Linked DNA regions of Homo sapiens: region 2 is linked to region 1. A link is a contact called in ENCODE Hi-C or POLR2A ChIA-PET data. All regions are on one chromosome and are shown on one strand. Each heading gives the region's core, a stretch centred on a gene start or an enhancer-like site at or near the end of the contact. The rest is flanking DNA. Distances are from core to core; before and after follow the strand shown. Region 1 holds the start of TRIM34 (tripartite motif containing 34). Region 2 holds the start of OR52N2 (olfactory receptor family 52 subfamily N member 2).

Region 1 (5,363 bases), core at 774-3,273:
ATGTCAATCATGTCACTCTCCTGTTCAAACCCATGCCACCCAGAGCGAGGCCAGACTTCATAATGGTCCAGTTAGGTCCACATCACACATGCCTTCCCACTGCCTCAATCCTCAGAGCTCACCATATTTTTTTTTTTTTTTGAGACAGAGTCTTGCTCTTTTCCCCCAGGCTGGAGTACAATGGCGAGATCTTGGCTCACTGCAACCTCCACCTCCTGGGTTCAACTGATTCTCCTGCCTCAGCCTCCCGAGTAGCTGGGACTACAGGCATCCGCCACCACACCCGGCTAATTTTTGCATTTTTTTAGTAGAGACACAGTTTCACCACATTGGCCAGGCTGGTCTTGAACTCCTGATCTCTGGTGATCTTCCTGCCTTGTCCTCCCTAAGTGCTGGGATTACAAGCGTGAACCACCGCGCCTGGTAAGAACTCACCTTTTATGCCTCTCCAGGCACACTCCCATCTTAATCTTCCACACTGTTCTCCTTTTAAGCCCGTGGGAAAAACCATTAAAGCCTTTAATTTCCTCGCATTCTTAAGATTCTACTCAAATGTGTTCTTACAATGAAAACTATTTAAAACTTTCATAAAAACTATTTAAAGTTGCAAGGCCTTCATGAGGTCTTTACAGAGTCATTACCCTAATGTAACTTCTTGAAGATGTTACTCCATAGTATTAGTCATCTTCTTGTGTACTCTAACATTCATCGATATGGTCTATGATCACTTTCTATTTGGATGTAGGCTTCCACGTATATTTCATATTTATTGAATGTTAAATGGATGCTAATTGCACGTTTTTACATTAGCAGCCTGCTTTATAATCAATTTTATCCCATATGTTGGGTCTTGTGCCTGACTAGACGCCTCTGGGAGACAGTCAGTATGTAGGCAGACATGGATTCTACCCAGGAGTAAGGCAGAGACACAGGATGGCAGTTACAGTGAACTCTGAAGGGTGAGAGCAGAGGCCAGAATGGCATGTGTCAGAATATCTGTAACATATCAATCAAGGTGCAAATTGCTCACAAGTGAGCTTAAGATAGGACATACTCTATATCAAATTCTTAACAAGAAGATTAAATCCGTGGGCTCCTTCTGAGCCCACAATGAACAACTTCTGTTAAGTAATTGTGAGCAAAGAAAAGCAATAACAAATTGAGGTTACAAATCAATGCCAAGGTGTGTCTAAGAGGAAGAATGATGAGGAGCAAGTTCTGAGACAGGTGAAGACGCTGGTAGCACATGGGTTACTGAAGTAAAAGTAAACAGGTATGTTCAGGGATGTGCAAGGAGAGCCCTGAGACCTGCAGAAAGACATAGGAACAGAGGGAACAGAGCGGTGTGCGGCAGTCACATCACTCAACCTGCTATTGTCAGGGAGGCCAAGGACTAAGAATACGTGAGGATGGCCACAGAAAGCCCCTTAGTGGTTGCCAGGAGGGCAGCAAAAGAACCCACTTCAACCCCTGGCCGTGCTCCCATGGCTCCATTCTATCTGACGCCACATACTAGGAGCTAAGCCCTGCACACACTTGGAAAACAGAGACCTCCTTTCACCAACTTCTCTTTTGAGGAGGGAGTAGGAGGTGGAAAATAAGAGATCTTCTGTTCATCTCTTTGAGAGAGAGAAAGAGAGAGAGAGAATTGTTTCCTTTGCAAGGTAGAAAATCAAAATTATACAATAGGAAGGGAATGGAAATAGATTCAGCCTGGAGGAAAAAAAGACACCCCAGAAAACAAAGGCGGCCTTCTGCCTCTTTAACACTGCTTTCAAGGCTGTCCCTCCCCAGACTCTAGGCTGCTATCAGTGTGCACTCAAAGCAGGAAGCCTGCAAGCTAGCCTTTGCTCCCGACAGAGCAGGGGAGACTTGGGGCCATAAATCAAATTCCCCTAACTTCACTGAGAACTTTTCTCCTGGAGTCTCATACCCTCTACCCCCCACAAACCTCCCCACACACCTTCAGAGCAACAGAAATCTCGGCTCCTGGTTGAAGAGGTGAAGAAAAGCCAGGGTGGGTGTGGTCAGGATTCATTCAACAAATGAGGTTCCTCTGTGTGAAGAAGTCCCTCCCTCCTGAGGAGGAACTGCCTGAGAAATGAAAGTGAAATTTTTGGGGCTGTCAGGAAGAGAAAAGGGGAAGGAGCGTCTAGGTGAAATGAGCTGTGTAGTCCTTTAGAGCCTCTGGACAGAAGGTAATGCTCTTAATCCAGTGATTCTCGAGGGCAGAATGGAGGATTTGCACTAGATGGCACATTTGGCAATGTCTGAAGAGATATTTGGTTGTTAACTAGGGGAATGCTACTGGCATCTTAGTGGGTACAGGTCACAGATGCCGCTAAGCATTCTACAATGTATGGGACAGTTCCCACAGCAAAGAATGATCCATTCCAAAACATCAATAGTGCTGTGTTTGAAAAGCCCTGTTTTAACCTTCCCTGCCTCCCAGGCCAGCTAAACACCCAACTCCCCTTCTCCTACCACTTTCATGGTTGCACATGGTCCCTCGAATCAGTTTACCAATTTGAATTATCCTTCAGCTCCAACGATCCACTTGTGTGCTACCTACCAAAGTACCATGTCACCCGCTAGGAGATGGAGGATGGGTGGCGGAGAGGTGGATGGTGCTGAGAAAAGTTGGCTACAAAGGACCTGGGGAACTTTTGGGAGTGTTGGAAATGCTCTAAATCTTTAAAAGGGGTAAAACTTTTTCAAAACTCATCAAACTGTGCACAGTAAATGGGTGCATATTATTGCATATAACATATATATCAGTAACATTATTTAAAAATGAAAAGTCTTCCAGGTAATTTTTACGCGAATCTGAGGCTGAGAACCACTAGTTGTAAGTAGTAAATCAGGAGTTTTGTGCCCTGGACAGAAAGGGCTGCTTTGAAACTGAGGTAACCTTGAAATCAAACCGAACGAGGAGGAAACTTGAACAAGAGTTGCCACTCGTTTGGTCACAGGATGACCCCACATTGTGCCTCCACAAACAGCATGCTCCATTTTCATGAGGAATATAAGTTGATAGATTCATTTTCTGTGCTGTATGCATCAAAACAATCCTAGTCTACCTCCTGTAGAGCACATTACATAATAAAAGGTGCCACCTTTGGAAACCACCTGACAAGGTACAATTTTCATTTTTGCCCTCTCCATCTGACTCATGCATGGTGATCAAGGACAATTATAAACTTGTTGGAAGTTTAACAACTTTCCCACAAAAATGTATCCACATCCAATACCTTGGGAATATGCTTTGACTACTTTTAAGGGAGTCAATTACTATCAGGTTAGTGCAAAAGTAATTGCGGCTTTTGAAATTAAAAGTATTATAAAGCCAACTGTGGTGGCTCACACCTGTAATCCCAGAACTTTGGGAGGTTGAGGCGGGCGGATCACAAGGTCAGGAGTTCGAGACCACCCTGGCTAACATGGTGAAACCCCCGTCTCTACTAAAATTACAAAAAAAAAAAAAAAAAATTAGCCGGGCATGGTGGCATGCGCCTGTAATCCCAGCTACTCAGGAGGCTGAGGCAGGAGAATTGCTTGAACCCGGGAGGCGGAGGTTGCAGTGAGCCGAGATCGCACCACTGCACTCCAGCCTGGGTGTCAGAGCAAGACTCTGTCTCAAAAAATAAAAAAATAAAAATAAACAAAATAAATAAAAGTATTATAATAGCAAGAACCGCAATTACTTTTGTACCAACCTAATACTTTCAGATTTCTTTTCCTTATTTCAATATTGGTAACTAATACATTTAGATAGTGTAAAAGGGAAGAAAATCTCGGGACCCAAAAATCACTAAGCCAAAGGGAAAAGTCAGGTTGAGAACTGGTTAGGGCAAACCTGGCTCCCATTCTATTCCAAAAAAAGACAGCTACTAAGATAAAAAAAAAAAAAAAAAAAAAGCTCCAGACAGAACTCAAAGTCACCCCTTTGCTCAGGTGAGATAAATGAATATCTGGTTACTTCCTTTGCCCTATTGCTTAATGCAACCTGTTTGTCTTTTATCTACCTATGACCTGGAAACCCCCTTCCGGACTCAGCTGTCCCGCCTTTGCGGACATATATTGATTGATGTCTCACATCTCCCTCAAATGTATAAAACCAAGCTGTGCCCTGACCACCTTGGGTACATGTTGTCAGGACCTCCTGAGGCTGTCATGGGTGCATCCTTAACCTTGGCAAAATAAACTTCCTAAATTGATTGAGAGTTTTCTCAGATACTCTTTCATTTACAATAGTAAAGCATCAGACAGATTTGTTAAAGCATGTGTTGAGATGTGTATATTACCTTAGCCCATCAGTTCTGTGTGGATGACATTCAATTTTTCATCATTCATTTTGTTCACTTGAGTTTTTTCCGGTTTTTTTTATTTGTTTGTTTGTTTTTTTGAGATGGAGTTTCGTTCTTGTCGCCCAGACTGGAGTGCAATGGCATGATCTTGGCTCACCGCAACCTCCGCCTCCCAGGTTCGATTCTCCTACCTCAGCCTCCTGAGTAGCTGGGATTACAGGCATGCGCCACCACGTCCAGCTAATTTTTCTTTTTTTCTTTTTTTTTTTTTTGAGAGGTAGTCTCGCTCTGTCGCCCAGGCTGGAGTGCAGTGGCGTGATCTCGGCTCACTACAAGCTCCGCCTGCCGGGTTCACGCCATTCTCCTTCCTCAGCCTCCCAAGTAGCCGGGACTACAGGCACCTGCCACAACGCCCGGCTAATTTTTTGTATTTTTAATAGAGGCAGGGTTTCACCATGTTGGCCAGGATGGTCTCAAACTCTTGACCTCATGATCTGCTTGCCTCGGCCTCCCGAAGTCCTGGGATTACAGGTGTGAGCCACCGCGCCCAGCTGAGTTTTTTCCTTTTTAAAAAACTCATTTCTCTGAGTTCAATGGACATGCAACTATGCTATGTCTTTAATGTCTTTTTGTTATTTTCTTAACAACTGTCTAGTCTGAACCCCGAAAATCTGAGACAGATCTCAGATAATATAGAAAGTTTATTTTACCAAGGCTGAAGACATGTGTCCCTGACAGCCTCAGGAGGTCCTGACAACATGTGCCCAAGGTGATCAGAGCACAACTTGGTTGTATACATTTTAGAGAGACATGAGACATCAATCAATAAATGTGAGATGTACATTGGTTCCATCTGAAAAGGCAGGACAACTCAAGCAGGGAGGGGGCTTCCAGGTCACAGGTTGGTGAAGGACAACCTGTTGCATTCTTTTGAGTTTCTGATTAGCCTTTTCAAAGGAGTCAATCAGATAGGCATTTATGTCAGTGAGCAGAGGGATGACTTTGAATAGAATGGGAGGCAGGTTTGCCCTAAGCAGTTCCCAGCTTGACTTTTCT
Region 2 (5,363 bases), core at 1,678-4,177, 180 kb before region 1:
GTGTGTGTCTTTAGAGGTGAAGTGATGCCCTCACAGGCAGCAAATAGTTGGGTCTTCTATTTTTAATTCATTCAGCAAATCTATGTCTTCTGATTGAAGAATTTAATCATTTTGCTTTCAAGGTAATTATTGATAAGTAAGGACTTACTACAGCCATTTTGTTGTTTTCTTGTTGTTTTTTACATTCTTTCTTCCCTTCTTTTTCTCTTGTTGTCTTCTTTTGTGATAGATAATTTTCTCTAATAGTGTGCTTTCGTTCTTTACTTTCTATATTTTGTGCATCTACTATAGGTTTTTGCTTTGTGGTTACCTCAAGTCTTACATAAAACATTCTATATTTATAAAAGGCTATTTTAGGCTGATAACAACTTCAATTGCATAAAGAAGTTCCATACTTCTACTCAACTCTCCCTGATATTTTATGTTTCTGATGTCACATTTACTTCTTTTTATATTGTATATCCCTTAACAAACTATTGTAGCTGTCTATTTTTTAAATTAATTTTGTCTTTTAACATTCATATTAATGATATAGGTGATTTATATACCACCATAACAGTATTATTCAGAGTTTCACTATGTACTTACTTTTGCCAGTGACTTTTATTCTTTCATACGTTTTCATGTCACTAATCAGCATCCTGTTTTTTCAGCTTTAGCATTTCTTGTAAGGCAGGTCTGGTAGTAATACACTCTCTTAGCTTTTGAATTTCATTTTTATATTAAATCTTACATATCAAGAATAAAACAGGTGGCCAAAGTTTAAATTATATTTATATATCATATTTTATAAATATTTTAATATATTTTGTGTTTAGCCACTTTTGCCAATAGTTTTTTCAAAAATTATTTTCTCAACTTTCTGTATTACAATAAAAAAATTTTTATCTCCAAGTAGAAAGCTTTTATCATTCATCTTCTTAAACCTTTTCATTGTCTCTCTTGTTCTTACCATAAACCCAAAAATGACTCTATGAAATTACCTGACATCATAGGCATAGGGCTCTAGGTTTAGTATGAAGCAAAACAACAATAACAAAACAACAAAAAGGTAACATATTAGGTTAAAAAAAAAGATTGTGTACTATAAACTCAGATAGAACTGGCCCCTGATTTGAGCCCACTTAATCTTGTTTTCAGTCCCTTCATGTGTGGCACATTCATTCCTCAAAACCTCCATGCCGGCCATTTCCTCTTCCTTAAACAGTTCTTACCTCCCATCCCCCTTCCACAATGTTAACACCAGCTTATCTTCTGTACCACCTTGAGCATTTGTTCCTTCTGAAAGTCTTTTCTGGTATTTGTAATTTGTGACATTACATCTCATACTTATAACACATTCCTTTGCGTTTTTGCTTCATTTGACTTTTCCCCTACCTTATTTATTTATCTTTCCATCATAATTCCATTTTAAAATGTTTTGGGATTTTTGAGGGCCTCTTAATACAACCTTGTACTTTCCTCCTCAGTTCAGAGCTGAGACACACAGGAGACAAGGAGTTGACAGAGAATGTCAACAATTTTATGATATACATCTGGGAAAATGAGGCTTTAGATTTTTCAGGCAAAATACCTTGTTCTGCCTTGCCTCTGATTTAGACTAGCTTGCTCATCCAGTCCCTAGCATAGACACATACAAGTCTCTTTCGGAAAGCTTGGCCACTGACTTTGCTAATGTGGACAGACCAGAATGCGTGGCCTATTCAGGCAGGGAGATTGACTTCTGTGAAGCGTCAAGGCTCAGCATATAGCTCACCCATAGCTCACTGATATCTGATGCTTCTCCCACTCAGAGGAATGAGTTATGACAAGAAGAATGTTGTTCTAAATGAAGTCCTTATACTTGAAGTAATAAGTGTAGAATAATTAATTATACCGTTTTCCCAAATCTCTCTTCCTTTCCTTAAACTTACTGCTATTTGTTCTTTCTCATAATACAGTATCTTCTTGTACTAAATTCAGATTGTGATAGCCTCTCCTGCATGACTACTGGGTAAATAACAAAAGGAAGGCAGAAATAAAGATGTTCTTTGAAATCAATGAGAACAAAGACACAATGTGCCAGAATCTCTGGGACACATTTAAATTTCTTGTCTTTAATTAGCCCACAGAATAGTGAAACTATCCTTGGGCAATGGTAATCATTTTTCAGCTTTTTTATAGAACTGCTTTGAAAATAGCTTTACTTTTTTTTTTTTTTTGAAAGACAATGTAAGATACAATAATTTTCTCTGAGTTCCTCTTCAAAGATTTAGCCGCTAACTTCCTGGTCTTTTGTTCTCAAACTCAACTTTCCTTTTCCTTAGTTACTGTAAAACAGCCTACCGCTTCCCATCAGCTCTAATCAATAACTCACATCTGTTCCCGTAGTTACCTGGACTCATTGTTCCCCGGAAACTGCACATCTCACATGCCTCACCACTGTACCCCGTGTTCCCCTTCCCTTCCATATTTAGAAAGATATTTGCAAGTAGCCAATCTGGTCAGCTCAGCCCATGGGGGAGTGACACAGCCCATGGGGGACCCCAGCCCATGGGGGAGTGACACAGAAGTAGAAACTGTCAGAGATAAAAGCTCCCTGCTCTCCTTCCTTCCCTGTGCTCTTGTGATCTTGATTGATGCGAGTGGCACCCTTCTACAGAAGTAAATTGCCTTGCTAAGAGAACTTTTGCCTAAGTGTTGGTTTCACTTTGCGGCACTGAGCATTTATTCCTAGAGCATTTTTACACCCAACAACTCTGGGGGCTCATCTGGGATCCCCACTCTCCTTCAGAAAGGGATCTTCAGTCATCCTACCCAGGGGAGACGCATTCCAATGCCCCGTTGCGGTAGTCTCAGGGAGGGGAGATCGGGACCCACCCATTGTGATGAATAAACTCGGACTCTCAGCAACGCGAGGAGGAGAGGCTTGCAATACCGCGGTGACCAGGTAAACTCTGTGCACAGATCAAGGTAGGAAACGTCACAGGGGCGACAAAGTACTTCCTTGGTGGTTGGGGGCCGTGGGTCGGGGCATTCTGGAGGTTGAAAGTGCGTGAATGGTAGCAAGCGCTCCTGCTGCGCAGAATGAATGAGTCCAATCTGTGGTTCTGTGGTCACCTCATATGGGGGTCCCATCAGGGGTTTATGCTGACCCGCCATCAAGGCTAAGAGGAACCTGAAATATTCCCACGAGGGAAGCGGCCAGAGTGGACAAAGCGAAAGGATGCAAAGAGCCTCCAGCAGGTGGGGCTAAAGGATAGGCGAATTGAGCCTCAGTTACGATTCCAGTGAAGGATAGGCAAGAGGTCCCCTAACACAAGGGGTTGAGCCACAAGGAATCCCTCGCCAAATAGGCGAGAAATCCCTAATATGATGGGGTTGAGCCACAGCAATGCCCCGTTAGGCAAGAAATTCCTAATATGAGAGATTGCGCCTAGCCAAGACCCAATATGGGAAATATTACAAGCAAAAATGGTAAGAATAGTAACAAAGATATATACCACCTGATAGTCCCCTAAGTCTCATGAAAAAGGATATGAATAGTAACAAAGATATACCACCTGATAGTCCCCTAAGTCTCATGCTAAAATGTTGGGAAGATAATGAAAGAACTAAACATAAGAAAAAGCAACAAATGATAAAATATTGCTTTTCTATTTGGACTCAAAGACCTAACCTCAATCCGTCAATCTTCTGGCCAAAGTTTGGGTCAACTGAGGATATACTATGTCAACTTTCAGTTTAACATGTAAATAATAAAAGCCCAGTTTCTCAAGAAGAACTGGACTATGCTCTTTTTTGGAGGCAAAGACCTGTCCTCCCTTTCCCTTATGCACCTGCCCCTACTGTGGAGACAGTGAAGGAGGGTTCTCAGAGGATCCTAGCAAAGAAAACAGCACATAGGATTCCCTGGACCATCCTTTACCTAATGCCCCTAGTCCCCCATCTAATACCCCCAACCCTTCCCCTCAGGCCCAGCCTAAGTCCTCCTCTGTGAAAGGAATCCAAGCTCCTCATTCGCCAGGTGGCTTTTGACAGGCTAGCGACATCAAGGATCTGCCTCAACATGTTGTCGTTGTCGTGCAGCCTCTAGTGCGCCCCCACAGCAGAAAAAGCCCATGCTCTGCCGCAGCCTATGCCTAAGCAGACTACATTATGGGACATATGCCTTACTTTTGCCAGGGTCAAGTAATACAGGCTTCAGATGCGGCTCCAAGCAGCTAGGCATCCCCGCGGCTAAGTTTCCTGAACAAGTAGTAGATAATCTTTCAGCTGATATATCCGCTAGCATTTATTATGGGTCAGGCCAGTATTAAAAGTGAAAATATCCACCAGAAAAGACTTTGATTATTTAAAGTCACTTATATTAAAATGTACCACCAGAAAAGTATTACATGTGTATAAGTACGAGTTTAAAAGTATAGTTTAACATTAATGACTGATAATTCGCTTAATCTAGCAAGTTTCTTAATGAGATATCCAAAGCTAAAAAGAAAGCACACGTGTTTAGATTTAACTGATTACAAACGTTCGGCCAAACTTAGAAGAAACCCTCTTCAGGAATGATTAAGGGAAAAAGAACGCAACAGGTGTTCAGTAATTAATAAAGAAGTTCCTAGAGAAATTTATAAGCTGTCTGCACTTAGTCAAGCTTTAAATTACCTGCAGGACCAGGAAAGAACCATCTGTACTAATTCTAAATATGCCTTTACAGTGGCTAATACATTTAGCAAATTTCAGACTGGATTAATAGTAAAAGTCAAAGCCTTGTTCATGAGGAGTTAATCACCCAAGTATCTATTGTCCATGTCCCCAAGCACCAGAAAAGCCTGTCTTTTAAAATAACCTAGCAAATCAGATAAGCCGAACAGGCTGCTGTTTCTCCTGTAGGCACTAAAGGGAACTCAGAAAAACATTACCCATTAAAGACCCCAAGCGATGTATAACACAGTCAAAGTTTATATGTGTTTAGGAATTTATACCCTTAGCCAAACAAGTCTAGAGACTTGGTTGCCATAGATGAAATGTCTTCTATCTTCCTATTACCCTAGTAAGTCCAAACTACCTCCCAAAACAATCTACTGCCAACATTCCTACATACTTGGTTTATCTTCCACTTTCTCTTCCCTCAGAACTCAAAATTTTCCGGTACAGGTGCCACCCCTAAAGTTCCCAGTATATTGACACCAGCCTGAGGAGCTGGCCTAGTGCTTCAAACCACTGAAACTGCAGTCCAAACAGCAAGAAAAGATGGACCCATCATACCCGAGTCAAGAAAGCACCACCATCCCCAAAGTCATGGACCATTATTCAAGGGAAAAAACCCCTCAAACTAAAGTTAAGGAAAGTTTAACTCTCTTTTATCTATTCTATTACCCTTT

The links. A loop is a pair of places that touch in the nucleus more often than their neighbours do. ChIA-PET counts read pairs that join two places held with the same protein, here RNA polymerase II (POLR2A). Pooled maps may share reads with other maps.
Region 2: a map of naive thymus-derived CD4-positive, alpha-beta T cell shows a loop between it and region 1 (8-fold over the local background). The contact joins the promoter of OR52N2 here to the promoter of TRIM34 in region 1. A Hi-C loop is called at or near these places in 1 of 168 maps with a recorded cell type or tissue (naive thymus-derived CD4-positive, alpha-beta T cell), 4 of 37 single-sample maps with no recorded cell type and 13 of 50 pooled maps. POLR2A ChIA-PET finds 5 or more read pairs at or near these places in 3 of 52 experiments (T-cell, activated naive CD4-positive, alpha-beta T cell and naive thymus-derived CD4-positive, alpha-beta T cell).

Annotation. Positions count from the first base shown.
Region 1 is chr11:5,621,661-5,627,023 of GRCh38, reverse strand. TRIM34 (tripartite motif containing 34) reads right to left here and starts at 2,023. Exons shown (of 8, transcript NM_021616.6): 1 at 1,964-2,023. The region is part of intron 7 of TRIM6-TRIM34 (TRIM6-TRIM34 readthrough); the gene reads right to left. It also overlaps a transcript of TRIM5 not described here. RefSeq lists enhancers at 1,505-1,604, 1,975-2,244, 2,335-2,414, 4,983-5,363.
Region 2 is chr11:5,806,488-5,811,850 of GRCh38, reverse strand. OR52N2 (olfactory receptor family 52 subfamily N member 2) reads right to left here and starts at 2,927. Exons shown (of 2, transcript NM_001005174.3): 1 at 2,797-2,927.